Regions from separate parts of the Homo sapiens genome. Here region 2 is linked to region 1. A link is a contact called in ENCODE Hi-C or POLR2A ChIA-PET data. All regions are on one chromosome and are shown on one strand. Each heading gives the region's core, a stretch centred on a gene start or an enhancer-like site at or near the end of the contact. The rest is flanking DNA. Distances are from core to core; before and after follow the strand shown. Region 1 overlaps SLC26A8 (solute carrier family 26 member 8). Region 2 overlaps MAPK14 (mitogen-activated protein kinase 14).

What was found. A loop is a pair of places that touch in the nucleus more often than their neighbours do. ChIA-PET counts read pairs that join two places held with the same protein, here RNA polymerase II (POLR2A). Pooled maps may share reads with other maps.
Region 2: a loop to region 1 is called in a pooled map, with 2.8 times the contacts of the local background. The contact joins two enhancer-like sites. A Hi-C loop is called at or near these places in 2 of 50 pooled maps. POLR2A ChIA-PET finds 5 or more read pairs at or near these places in 5 of 52 experiments (K562, PC-9, SK-N-SH and 2 more).

The regions. Positions count from the first base shown.
Region 1 is chr6:35,971,643-35,978,449 of GRCh38, forward strand. It overlaps SLC26A8 (solute carrier family 26 member 8), which reads right to left. Exons shown (of 20, transcript NM_052961.4): 9 at 5,562-5,709; 10 at 3,733-3,846. All of the region lies in intron 3 of LOC105375035 (a long non-coding RNA gene), which reads left to right. Among named protein-coding and RNA genes, the nearest start is that of SLC26A8, 50 kb to the right of the region's middle. Within about 2 kb of position 2,134, at least 4 of the 41 ENCODE cell types and tissues checked have a DNase peak (open chromatin) inside an H3K27ac peak, as active enhancers do.
Region 2 is chr6:36,110,758-36,117,535 of GRCh38, forward strand. MAPK14 (mitogen-activated protein kinase 14) reads left to right here. Exons shown (of 12, transcript NM_139012.3): 12 at 1-479. Among named protein-coding and RNA genes, the nearest start is that of MAPK13, 16 kb to the right of the region's middle. RefSeq lists an enhancer at 4,481-4,560. Within about 2 kb of position 4,499, at least 6 of the 41 ENCODE cell types and tissues checked have a DNase peak (open chromatin) inside an H3K27ac peak, as active enhancers do.

The DNA.
Region 1 (6,807 bases), core at 884-3,383:
CTCAGAGAGCAAAATTAATTTGCCCAAGGTCACATACATCTAGGAAGCATGGAGTCAGGTTCAACCTCCCCTGACCATCTGACTCCAAAATCCAGGCTCTCTCCACGGCCCCATTGACTTCCTCTAAAAAGAATGCAATGCATTCATTTCTCTCTTTTACAATAACCCATTTTTAAAGCTGTTCGGGGAGCCTGGGCAAGGCAGGTCCTTAGAAAGCAGGGGGCAATGACAGAAACCTAATCTTGGAGAACACGGAAGCACAGTGGTACGAATAGGATGACCAGAAAGATGGAGTGGGGGACAGCCCAGCTGGCCACAGGCCTACTAGGGCTCATCACATCCCCTTTGCCATGGGTCAGGCCTGCCAATGCCTCAGGCTGAGGCTGTGGCCAGAAGGACCAGTAGGTTTTGCTGCAGCCACTGGAGGGAAATGAGTTCTAGACAGCAAGAAATTAAGTGAAATCTAAACACATATACACAGTTTGCATCTATGCCAGATAAAAAATAAAAACAAAGTGACCCTTGATGGCAGATTATTTTTGAGAGGTTCAGAGCCAGCCCCATATTTCTCTTTTCTGCAGTCCTAAGAAACTTTGAAGAAATAGGGACATTCTCAGGCAGAGTGAATCAAGAGCCCCCAGCGGGTTGGCGCACGGTGGCTCATGCCTGGAATCCTAGCACTCTGGGGGGCTGAAGTGAGAAGATCACTTGAGGCCTGGAGTTTGGACAACATAGTGAGACCCTGTCTCTGAAAAAAAAAAAAAAATCATAAGGCCTCCAGAGATAAGAGGTGGAGAGAAAACTCCACTCCCATGGAATGAAGAAGATGAATGAGTCTCATAGGTCTTTTCTGGTCCAGATTAGGAACTCAAGAGTATAGTCTGGGCAGCTGCCATGTGTAGGGCCAGGGGTCAGCAACATTCTCTGCTTGAGCCAGGGATTTGCAAGGGGCATGTCAAGGCCTCAGGGAGGGCTTCTCAGCATTCCTAGGGACATGCCTCCCTGTGGAGGGCCGCTGCACTGCATTGAGAGGTGTCACTGGCAGAACTGTGCTGCACAGATGAACAAGGTGGCAGCGGAAAACAAAATGAGTGCCATAGGCTACCTTTGAGGCAGACCTTCTGTTCAACAGGCTAAAATGCTAAAAATGGGCTTGCTCAGGGGTTGGAAATTCAATCGTCTGCCAAAACCCTCTCAAAACTTGGCCTTTCTATTCCCAGAATCAATGAGTGCATTTGGCACAGCCAGTCTTCCTCCAGTCTGCATTGCACGCACAAGTGGAATCCTGCTGTTAAGACAGCTCTGAGGCTGAACTGAAGCCCTTCTTCCTCCTTCCATCTACACATACCCTAAACCCTTTCAGTACTCCATGAAAGTCCCACTTCTGCCATCATTCTCCTTCTTGCAATATTTATGCCGCTTTTTAAAAATCGTCCTCATTCTGCACTCAATTTTCCTTGCACTGTGATTTAGTTTTTTTCTAGCCGTGCACATCTTGTCTCCCAAATTTACATTATGCTTATATACTGAATAAACAAAGTATGTCATAAAAAGTTAGTGGAACTAATCTCTGGAATCTCCATTTCCATTTCTTCTTCTAAAACTCTCCAAGTCTCTTTGGAGTCTCTTTGACTCCAAAGTTTTTGCATGCTTGTACAAAACACTCTTCTTCTGAACATAGCCCAAATTTCTCTGTCTATTAAGCAGTAGTGGAAAAGGCCAATGTGTCCGGAAGAAGCTCTGTGACAAACAAAACTTGGTCCACATAAAATGGTACAATGTAGTCTTATTCTAGACCAAACTTGTCCAACCTGAGGCCTGCGGGGCCACATGTGGCCCAGGACAGCTTTGGATGCAGCCCAACAAAAATTCGTAAACTTTCTTAAAACATTATAAAATATTTTAGCGATTTTTTTTTTTTTAGCTCATCAGCTATTGTTAGAATTAGTGCATTTTATGTGTGGCCCAAGACAATTCTCCTTCTTCCAGTGGGGCCAGGGAAGCCAAAAGATTGGACACCCCTGCTCTATACCCAGGCTCTCACCCCTGCCTAATCTTTCTGACTTGTATTACCTTTTACCTTATGCTTCACCACATATTTGCCCATGGACTATGACACTTTGTCTTTCCATGTGAAAGTTGACTGTTCATTCTGCTGACACATTCGTTTCTGACCATGGCTACACCTTTTACTATGTTTCTGCAGCAGAAGCTTGTCTTTGACCTCTGCCACTGTTTCTCTGGCGTCTGAATGCTGACTCATTCCCCGGGCAACCCCAGTTTCAATTCCGATAGCTCTCTGACATTTTGTCACTCTGCATAGTTGAGATGGGACACCTCTCAGGTTAGCCTGTTGTAATTTTATCTAGTCAGTTCAAAACTCATGAACATTGGGCCGGGCCCGGTGGTTCATGCCTGTAATCCCAGCACTTTGGGAGGCCAAGGCAGGCAGATCACTTGAGTTCAGGAGTTCAAGACCAGCCTGGCCAACATAGTAAAACCCCATCTCTGCTAAAAATACAAATGTTAGCTGGATGTCGTGGCGGATGCCTGTAATCCCAGCTACTCGGGAGGCTGAGGCAGGAAAATCACTTGAGCCTGGGAGGCGGAGGTTGCAGTGAGCCGAGATCGCGTCACTGCACTCCAGCCTGGGTGACAGAGCAAGACTGTGTCTCAAAACAAAAACAAAAACAAAAAACAAAACTCATGAACATTAGACTTATAAAATCTCATGCCTGCAATTAGACACTTTGCCTCTACAGTCTTTTCGACCACCATTCTCTCTATGTATGCTTAACACATGCCTAAACATTTAGTTTACTGACTCAGAATACCTGCAGAAAATCTGACCTAGATAATTTTCTCTTATACAAAAGTAGAACAATTATACATTCTCTAGGCTCTCCTAGACAAAGACCTGACACCCTGTCATGAAAGCCCCTTGCCATGCCCTTTTGAAGAAGCCAGGAAAATTTTTGCTTTGCTGCCAAGGTGTGTAGAGTTGTATTATTGCTTTTCCAGACTAGGTGTGAGAATGCATCTTCCCACAGGGGGAAAGCATTAGCAGATGATGGTAAGTTTACCAGAAATATTCTTTTTTGTTTGTTTGTTTGAGACGGAATCTCATTCTGCCACCCAGGCTGGAGTGCAGTGGCACCATCTCAACTCATTGCAACCTCTGTCTCCTAGGTTCAAGTGATTCTCCTGCGTCAGCCTCCTGGGTAGCTGGAATTACATGTGTGCGCCACAACACCCAGCTAATTGTTTTTTTTTTTTTCTTTTTTTTTGTATTTCTAGTAGAGATGGGGTTTTACCATGTTAGCCAGGCTGGTCTCAAACTCCTGACCTCAAGTGATCCACCCACTTCGGCCTTCTAAAGTGTTGGTATTACAGGCGTGAGCCACCACACTTGGCCAGTTTACCTAAAATATTCTTATCCTTTAGGTATGTTACATGGAAAGTGGGGTTTTGTGGGCTAATATACGGAAACCTCTCACATATTTCTGTAGAAAATGGCTTTCAAGTTCCACATTGACAAGTAACTTTTAAGACAAAATCTGAGCAAAAATTAAGGCAAGCATGGAATCCAAATTCATCCCAGAGGTCTTTCCCATTAAGCATAGCATTAAAACAGCAAGAAGATTAAACCCATTTAATTCCCTACTCTGAATATACATATGAATTGATATGAATATGTTTATGTATTAGAGATCAAATTGTATTTCAACATACCTGTTGTCTTCCTCCAGATTTATCCTGGATAATAGTCCTAGCAATAGCACCAGTAAACACACAAGATCTGAAAAATGAACTGACGACATTGCAAAGGCCGATGGCTATTAAATCCTGTAAAGAAACAGCAGATGCTTTAGGCCCCCGTTTTTGTTGAAGAATGCTGATTTTGAGTTGAAGGCATATGGTTTTTTTTTTTTATATGAAGATAGGGTTGTTTGCATCACTTGAAATAACAGATTGAAATATTATTAGAAGGCCGGATGAGGTGGCTCACACCTATAAGCTCAACACTTTAGGAGGCTGAGGCTGGTGGATCACCTGAGGTCGGGAGTTTGAGACAAGCCTGACCAACATGGAGAAACCCTGTCTCTACTAAAAATACAAAATTTGCCAGGCATAGTGGCGCATGCCTGTAATCCCAGCTACTCGGGAGTCTGAGGCAGGAGAATCGCTTGAACCTGAGAGACAGACGTTGTGGTGAGCCGAGATTGCACCATTGCACTCCAGCCTGGGCAGCAAGAGCGAAACTCCATCTCAAAAAAAAAAAAAAAAAAAAAATTAGAACAAAAGGATGGCACATCTGATTTTCTTGACTAAACCAAATCATCATTTTAGCTAGTCATCACAAGGAAAGTGCTTTTTCAAGGTGAGAAAATGAGACTCTGGCATTTTTATTCTCTTTCAAGTGATGACCAGGACTTAGGATGACAGGGAGAAGCACAATGCTATTCTCCCTGCCTTATGTGCTACCCTAAAGGTCAAATTGGGCTGGGTGCGGTGGCTCACACCTGTAATCCCAGCACTTTGGGAGGCTGAGGCAGGCAGATTGTGAGGTCAGGAGTTCGAGACCAGTCTGGCCAACGTGGTGAAACCCCATCTCTACTAAAAATACAAAAATTAGCTGGGCATGGTGGTGAGCATCTGTAATCCCAGCTACTCGGGTGGCTGAGGCAGGAGAATCGCTTGAACCTGGGAGGTGGAGGTTGTGGTGACCCAAGATCATGCCATTGCACTCCAGCATGGGTAACAAGAGCAAAACTCCGTCTCAAAAAAAAAAAAAGGTCAAATTGGAACACCTGTTGTTTCCATATTTCCCTCTTGAGTTCTAGGGAAAGGGCTAAAAGACAAAAACTATTTCTGGGAGGCCAACTGTATGGTATTAGAAGCCCTCGCTTTTTTTTTTTTTTTTTTGAGATGGAGTCGCCCAGACTGGAGTGCAGTGGCGCGGTCTCGGCTCGCTGCAAGTTCCGCCTCCCGGGTTCACGCCATTCTCCTGCCTCTGCCTCCCGAGTAGCTGGGAGCACAGGCGCCCGCCACCATGCCCGGCTAATTTTTTTTTTGTATTTTTGGTAGAGACAGGGTTTCACCGTGTTAGCCAGGATGGTCTTGATCTCCTGACCTCGTGATCCACCTGCCTTGGCCTCCCAAAGTGCTGGGATTACAGACGTGAGCCACTACTCCTGGCCCAACCCTGGCTTTTTATAAGACGTTCTGCAGCATTTCTTATTGCACCTCAGTATGTGGTTGGAGGACTTGGTAGAAAGAAAGCTAAAATTAAGAAAAGTGAAACTCTCCTAGCTTAACAACATGATGCCATAATTTTCTGGCCTCTCTGTATCATATCTGTTCTAGGGCAATAACACTCAGGTTAATTCAAGTGCCCTCAAAGTTAAGTATCCCTCACCTCTCAAAAATCCTTTGTGATTACTGTCCAAACCATGGTCCAAGTGGCTCTTCAGTTAAAAAAGACTCCTGCTTCATGTTGGCAGGAGGCTTTGATTAAAGAACAAAGAGTTAAGGATCAGAGGAAGTAGTAGTCCTCTCACCTGGTTGGAATTGACACTGTAATTGTGAAGACTGGCAATCTTCTTGCCCAGAAATATGAGCAGAAAGGAGCTCACCAAAGATAAGGAGAAGGCTTGTAAAATTATCTTGGGAAGAAGGCTGAAATCTGGTGTTACAGGAAGCAGAAAGCTGGAATAGAATAGTGGAATTATTTCTGGATAGCAGGAATCCTTTCTTGGTACCTCCGCCACTCTATTCTAACACTGGGCTGTCCTGATTCTTTTTTTTTTTTTTTTAATAACAATAGGGACAAGCGGAGTGATTGAGGCAGCAGCCTGCCAAAACTGCCAGCAAACCAAGCCAAGTTATGAAAGCCATTGAGAGAACATGTTGTTGTGTTTTGCAGTTCAATGTTTCTGCCAGGTAGCAATGGCAGTAAACAGAACAGGCCAAACATTAACGATTCACGAAAAATGGTTTCTTGATACTGTTTGAGGCCATACCAATAGGTGAACAATAGGTGGATATTTAAGGAAGAAATAATGCCTATTTTATAGAAACTCTTCCAGAAGTTGAAGATGAGGCAATACTTTCCAAATCTTTCTATAATGTCAACATACGGCTGGGTGCGGTGGCATATGGCTGGGTGCGGTGGCTCACGCCTGCAATCCCAGCACTTTGGGAGGCCGAGGTGGGTGGACCACTTGAGGTCAGGAGTTCGAGATCAGCCTGGCCAACATGGTGAAACCTTATCTCTACTAAAAATATAAAAAATTAGCCGGGTGTGGTGGCGTGCATCTGTAATCCCAGCTACTCTGGAGGCTGAGGCATGGGAATCTCTTGAACCCAGGAGGCAGAGGTTGCAGTGAGCAGAGATTGTGCCACTGCACTCTAGCCTGGGTGATAGAGTGAGACTCAGTCTCAAAAAAAAAAAAAAATTCAATATACTCTGACACCAAAACCAGACATAGACAGCACAAGAAGAAAAAAAAAAAAAAAAAGACACTCAGACCAACATCCTTCATAAACACAAATGCAAAAATTCTTATCATTTTAGAAAGTCAATATATAAAAGGATAATACACTATGGTCAAGTGGGGTTTATCCCAGAATGAAGCATTAGTTTAACAGTCAGAAATCAAGCACAATATCAACAGACTATAGAAGGAAAAAAAAATCTTGATGATTTGGGGAGAGTGGTGTTTTTCTATAGATCCATACTGGCATAATTCTTTAAGTCAAATCTGGAAGCACAAATATGCTTCCTTTTTTATTTCTCTAGATTAC
Region 2 (6,778 bases), core at 3,249-5,748, 140 kb after region 1:
TAGTGAGTTTCTCAAGTTTATTATATTTTTCTCTTGTTTTTATTTAATGCACAATATGGCATTATATCAATATCCTTTAAACTGTGACCTGGCATACTTGTCTGACAGATCTTAATACTACTCCTAACATTTAGAAAATGTTGATAAAGCTTCTTAGTTGTACATTTTTTGGTGAAGAGTATCCAGGTCTTTGCTGTGGATGGGTAAAGCAAAGAGCAAATGAACGAAGTATTAAGCATTGGGGCCTGTCTTATCTACACTCGAGTGTAAGAGTGGCCGAAATGACAGGGCTCAGCAGACTGTGGCCTGAGGGCCAAATCTGGCCCACCACCTGTTTGGTGTAGCCTGCTAAGAATGGCTTTTACATTTTTAAATGGTTGGGAAAGAAAAAAAAAGAAGTAGTAGATTTTGTAGCATGTGATGTAAGTAATGTAAAACTTAAATTCCAGTATCCATAAATAAAGTTTTATGAGAACAGAGCCGCACTCATCTGTTTATGTATTGTCTGTGGCTGCTTTTGTGCTACAGTGACAGAGGCAAATAGTTGCAGCAGAGACTATAGGACCTCCAAAATGTCAACCATTTACCATCTGGCCCTTTAGAGAAGTCTGCTGACCCTTGGCCCAGGGCTACAGTTTTCTCATCTATAAAGTGAAGTTCAGGTTTTTTTCATCTTTGACATTTGAGACTATCTATAAGCCATATATTTTTATTATAAAACTGCCAGAGAGAAGGTTTGGTTTGTATATATAGGTGTACATTGTTTGTAAGCTTTTAGGCGAATGTATTTTATGACTCTGTTTTGTCTTAGCTGGCTACGGTCCTTGAAAATATTCTTCAGAATGACTGAATTGCATCACGGGATGAAAGAGCCACGGGGTCTCACAGCTGAGTTCTCAGGGACTTTGCTGATGTGCTTCCTTTCTTGGTGTCCTTGGAATGACACCCAGCAGGTGTCCCAGGGTGGATTGTGGGGCTCAGCCTGTGAGGATATTGAGAGCTGGGTTTTTGTCCAGGCCCTGGCTGGCAGCTGGGAATGAAGGCAGTGATCGAAGGCAGACCAAGCATAGTCTCCTTTCCATCCCCAGTGACTTCGTAAGGAGGTGAGAGAAAAGGGCCCCGGTTGTTACATGGGGTCCTTTAGCTCCTGTTAAGAATCAGACAGTTGGCCGGGCGTGGTGGCTCACGCCTGTAATCTCAGCACTTTGGGAGGCTGAGGCGGGCAGATCACGAGGTCAGGAGATCGAGACCATCCTGGCTAACACGGTGAAACCCCGTCTCTACTAAAAATACAAAAAATTAGCTGGGCGTGGTGGTGCATGCCTGTAATCCCAGCTATTCAGGAGGCTGAGGCGGGAGAATGGTATGAACCAGGGAGGCGGAACTTGCAGTGAGCCAAGATCATGCCACTGCACTCCAGCCTGGGTGACAGAGTGAGACTCCGTCTCAAAAAAAAAAAAAGAATCAGACCGTTGTAGGGAGTATTTTGCCTTCACATACCAGACATGAGACATGAGAACAGCCTTCCTCCTAGGCTTCTGAGAAGAGGGCCTGCTTAGCCCAAAGAGAGCTGACACCACAAAAAGCTCCCCTGAAGTGAATCCACTTAAAACGGGGACCAAAATTTCATATGTGGTGGACACTGGGGGATAGGGGAAACCTGAATGGAACTTTAATCATGAAAATGGAACAAAATGACAAAAGCATGTTCATAATTTTAAAGATATATTAATTCTGACAAGGAAATTAAGTTGTTTTTGAAGTGAAACTGATTTTGTATCTTACAATAATTTTCTCATTTGATTTTTGCAACGTGATCATAGAAGGAAGTTTTGCAAAAATATTTGAGGGCTTCATCAGTTTTCAGAAGGCCTCTTGATATTTTGATATTCACATTCTTTTTTATAAGTATCTATCGGTGATCACCTCCTCAACTTTCCTTTTATTGTTAACTGGTCTGAGTCTGTCACCCACACTTTTCAGAGCTTTTGCTTAAGGTTTGAGCAGTTTTCTAGCATTATTTATCAACTTCATCAAATCCACCACCATTTGCAAGATTTGTGATTATTGCAATTAAGTTGCATTCTATTTGTGTCATTTGTCATATGCTTACAGTATAACCATAGAGACTAACAGAAGACCAGAATACAGTGGGCAGGATAAATACATTGGCTTCAGGTACTTAAGAAGCAAAGAGGGACTAACTTTTTATAAATAGCTCATTAGTGAATGTTTTCACATTGGGATGACTTTCACTTCTCTATATAATTTGGTAGCTGCAAGGACTTGGTTAATGAATATGCAAATAATAAAGACCCCCTTTTATTTATAATGCAGATATGTTTTAATAATGTACATGCCCTTTGAACTTAGCATTTACACTTCTCAGAAGTCTTCAGCCTGAGCAACATAGCTGGGGACTCTTGACTCTACATTAGCCAGGTGTGGTGGTGCATGCCTTGTAGTCCCAGCTGCTTGGGAGGCTGAGGTGGGAGGATCTCTTGAGCCCAGGAGTTCAAGGCTGCAGTGAGTCATGGTTGTGCCACTGCATTCCAGCCTGGGTGACATAGTGAGACCCTGTCTCATAAAAAAAAAAAAAAAAAAAAAAAAAGGTCTTAAGTGCACAAAGTAGAATGTTTTTCAGTGTCACATTCTTTGTACAGCAAAATACTGGAAGTAACCCACATATCTATGAATAAGGACTTGATTGAATAAGATGGTCATCTGTGCAGTGGAATACCATCCAGCTAGGCATGGATAGATGTGCAACATACATTGTGAAGGAGAAAAAGTCAGTGGCAAACTGTAGTATCCTAGCCCCCTTTTTTGTTGATAGGTAATGCCTGGCTAGGAAATGAATATACATTGAACTGTTAGCAACCATCTCTAGGCAGTGGGATTGTGCCCTTTAATTTTTATGCTATTTCTGTAATGTGTACCTTTTTTTACACTGAGAGTTTTGTTTTGTGATCAGAAGAAACCTTTTCTTTCTTTGTTTTGTTTTTTAATGAGAAAGGTGTTTAAAAGTCTATGTGACCTGGGGAACCATTCTCAAATTTCAGTTTTGCCAGGGCTAGAGCCCAGCCTTTCAAGGCAGGAGAACAGTTGCTGGAAAGAAATTGCACCCAGCTGTTAGGCCTCTGGCAAGCAAAGCCGCACCAGTACTTTGTAGCGGCATTCTCCACCCAGCTGGGAGGGTTTGGTTGTTTCTTCTTCAGTAGAAGGGTGTATTTTAAGGATCTTAAGCAGGATTTTTCAATTTTGGCACTATTGGCATCTCAGACCAGATAATTATTTGTTGTGGAAGCTGTCCTGTGCAGTGTAGGGTGTTAGGCAGCATCCCTGGCCTCTACCCACTAATGCCAGTAGCACTCATGCTCCCTTCCCCCAGTTGGGATAGCCAGAGATGTCTCCAGATGTTGTTGCCAAATGGCTTCTGGGGAACAAAATCATCCCTGGTTGAAAACCATGAATCTAACACTTCATCCCTCCTAATCTTGCAGAACACCAAAGCCTCTTTTCTTGAAAAAAGAGTTAACACCCACTGGCCTGTTGTAACTTAAAGAAGTAGTTTGGTGGCCGGGCACGGTGGCTCATGCCTGTAATCCCAGCACTTTGGGAGGCCGAGGTGGGCGGATCACCTGAGGTCAGGAGTTCAAAACCAGCCTGGCCAACATGGCAAAACCCTGTCTCTACTAAAAATACAAAAAATTAGCCGGGCTTGGTGGTGGGCACCTGTAATCCCAGCTACTTGGGAGGCTGAGGCAGGAGAATCGCTTGAACCTGGGAGGCGGAGGTTGCAGTGAGCCAAGATGACACCGCAGCACTCCAGCCTGGGCAACAAGAGTGGAACTCTGTTTAAAAAAAAAAAAAAAAAGTAGCTTGGCATCTTGGAGGAAAAGTACAAATTGGAAAGGCCTTTTTAGACTCAAATACATATTTTTAGGGGAAATATGTTTGGTACTGAATAAAGGTCATTTCATTTCTTAAAAAAAAACAGTAGGTTGAGTAAATTAAGTTATCCTTTGTTCAGAAGTTCTTTGCCATTATCCACAGGCAGAAAATCTGGTAATTAAACTGGGGGTATGACTACAAGATTTTCTTAGACCAGTAAGGAAATAACAAATCTCAATGTGCCTGGTGTGTTGTCGACACTCAAGATACTGGTTAGTCTGCATCTCACGAGTTGACAGGGGGCATCGAGGCTGTCTTGTTAGGGGGAGTTTGCAGCCTTCTGCATCTGGGAACAGTGTGTGTCTCTAAAGCCAACTGGGGAGAGAGCTTCTGAGGACAAATGGTCCTGAGGCAGTTTCTGGAAAACCCATTATTGAAGCCATAGGCTGTGGTCTAAGTACGCATAGCCAGTGGGATAATGTTATATTGCAGAGTTATTTGAGTAGTTCAATTTAAGGAAGGTGCTTTGTTTAGAAGTTATTATAAGTTAAATAAGGAAGTAACCTTCAGTTTGCAACTAAAAATAGAAACTGCCACCACCATTTGAGTGTCAGTTGCAGCAGAAAAGAAGAAGGTGTAAAACCACAGACCCAGCCTAGATTCTTAACAAAAACCAGTGGTTCTAAACTCTTGTCAGATCTATTACCCTTTGCATAACTAATATTTTATAATACCTCTTTTATAATGCTGAGGTGAAATTCATAGATAATTCACACAATTTCAAAGAAAATATAATGATCCAATATAAATGACAAAGGAAAAATACGAATACATTTCCATATATAAGTGCTGGCTGGGCATGGTGGCTCGCACCTGTAATCCCGGCACTTTGGGAGGCTGAGGCGGGCAGAACACTTGAGGTCAGGAGTTTAGGATGAGCCTGGCCAACATGGAGAAACCCGTCTCTACAGAAAATTTTTAAAACGTTAACTGGGGCGGGGCGCAGTGGCTTACACCTGTAATCACAGCACTTTGGGAGGCTGAGGCAAGTGGATCACTCGCCATCCTGGCCAACATGGTGAAACCCCATCTCTACTAAAAATACGAAATTAGTACAAGATAGAAAAATTAGTCAGCTGTGGTGGCACCCACCTGGGTCCCAGCTACTCAGGAGGCTGAGGCGGGAAAATTGCTTGAACCTGGGAGGTGGATCTTGCAGTAAGCTGAGATCATGCCACTGCACTCCAGCCTGGGCAACAGAGGGAGACTCCGTCTCAAAAAAAAAAAAAAAAATGAAAAAATAAAAAGTTATCTGGGCATGGTGGCACACACCTGTAGTCCCAGCTACTGAGGAGGCTGAGGCAGGAAGATTGCTTAAGCCATGGAGGTTGAGGCTGCAGTGAGCCATGATCATTCCACTGCACTCCAGCCTGGGTGACAGAGTGAGACCCTGTCTAAAAAAAAATAAAAAGTAAATTCTCAGGCATAGCTACATAAAAGAAATAATGAAGTAGTTAGATGCTTGTACCTATACATAGAATCACCTTGAATATGACAGCTCCAAATGCGTACTGATACAGTTGTGTTGTCTTGACAACTCAGATACCATGGCTGACTGCTGTCAGTCATGATTTTTCTGAAAGTGGTAAGCAACTCTTGGTAAAAATTTCAAACAAACAATTAGAATCTTTTTTTTTTTTTGGACAGGGTCTCAGTCTGTTGCCCAGCCTGGAGAACTTTTTTATTTACTCAGTTGTGATCCTGGGAAATGTAAGTATATTAATATGCAGAAAAGTATTTGTTTGATATGTAAAACCAAGTTACAGTCTAGGCTCAGATAATCATAAATAGTTTTTTCCACCTTCATGAATGTCCAGCAGGATGTTTGTAATGTGAAGCAATTCTTGTTAAGAATCCCACTCTGCACAGTGGCCCGTGCATGCTCATATCAGTAATACTCCTGATCAGTATGATAACCAAAAATGGCCCCAGAGATTTCAGTGCACCCGCTGAGAACTGCTGACAGATCAAATGACTCTGGGACACCTGGAGTCCTAAGAAGTGAAACCTCCACAATGCAGGACAGACCTGGCTCCCTATGGTCTTCCTTCCTTCCTTCACCTCCTTCCCCCTACTTTCCTTACCTCCCTACTAAAAAGTAGTTCTTTTAATGAACTGCTACTGTATGTTAGGCAATTTACATTCTTGCATATTCTATACAAGTAATGTCTCTTTCTCAGTCACGTTACAACTGAGGCTAGATTCAACAGACTATCCTGATATCAACGTTGAAAGACTCCTGGTTCCAAAGAGTTTTATAGCATTGGTGTTAGACAATCCTCTTTTGGTTTTTTTAAAGAAAATTTAAAAAAATTAATTCAGCATAATTTCCATAAGGACTCCCTGGCTGCTGCTGGCCAAATTGGGGAGGAGTCCCTGGCAGCCACAGCCAGGCACTGGTGCCTTATCTTGTTCAGCACACACTGGGTCTCTCTCCCTAGTTCCAGGCCCCTTGCCCTCGCTTCTCTACTCATCTGGGATAGAAATGCACCTCCAGGCCTCTGAAGAGAAACTACCTTTTCCCTCTTTCAGCCAAAAGGGCTCAAGCCAGCACTCGCTTTGTATGTCCTAGAAGATGAGCATGCTTCCCTCTGGCTCTCTATAGCAGTGCTCTAATGGGACAAAGTCACTGTGTGCTCTTGCTTTCTCTCCTGGTCTTTGTGCGTGATAGTCCCTCTCTCTAGAACCCTCTTCCTCCTCCTCATTCCTCTGAGCTAATGTATTCGTTCTTCTGTTCAGCCTTGACATCACTCCCTCAGTAAATTTCTGACCATTCCCAAGCCTGGATTAGCTGTGTCTTCTGCATGCACCCTGTAATCTGGAA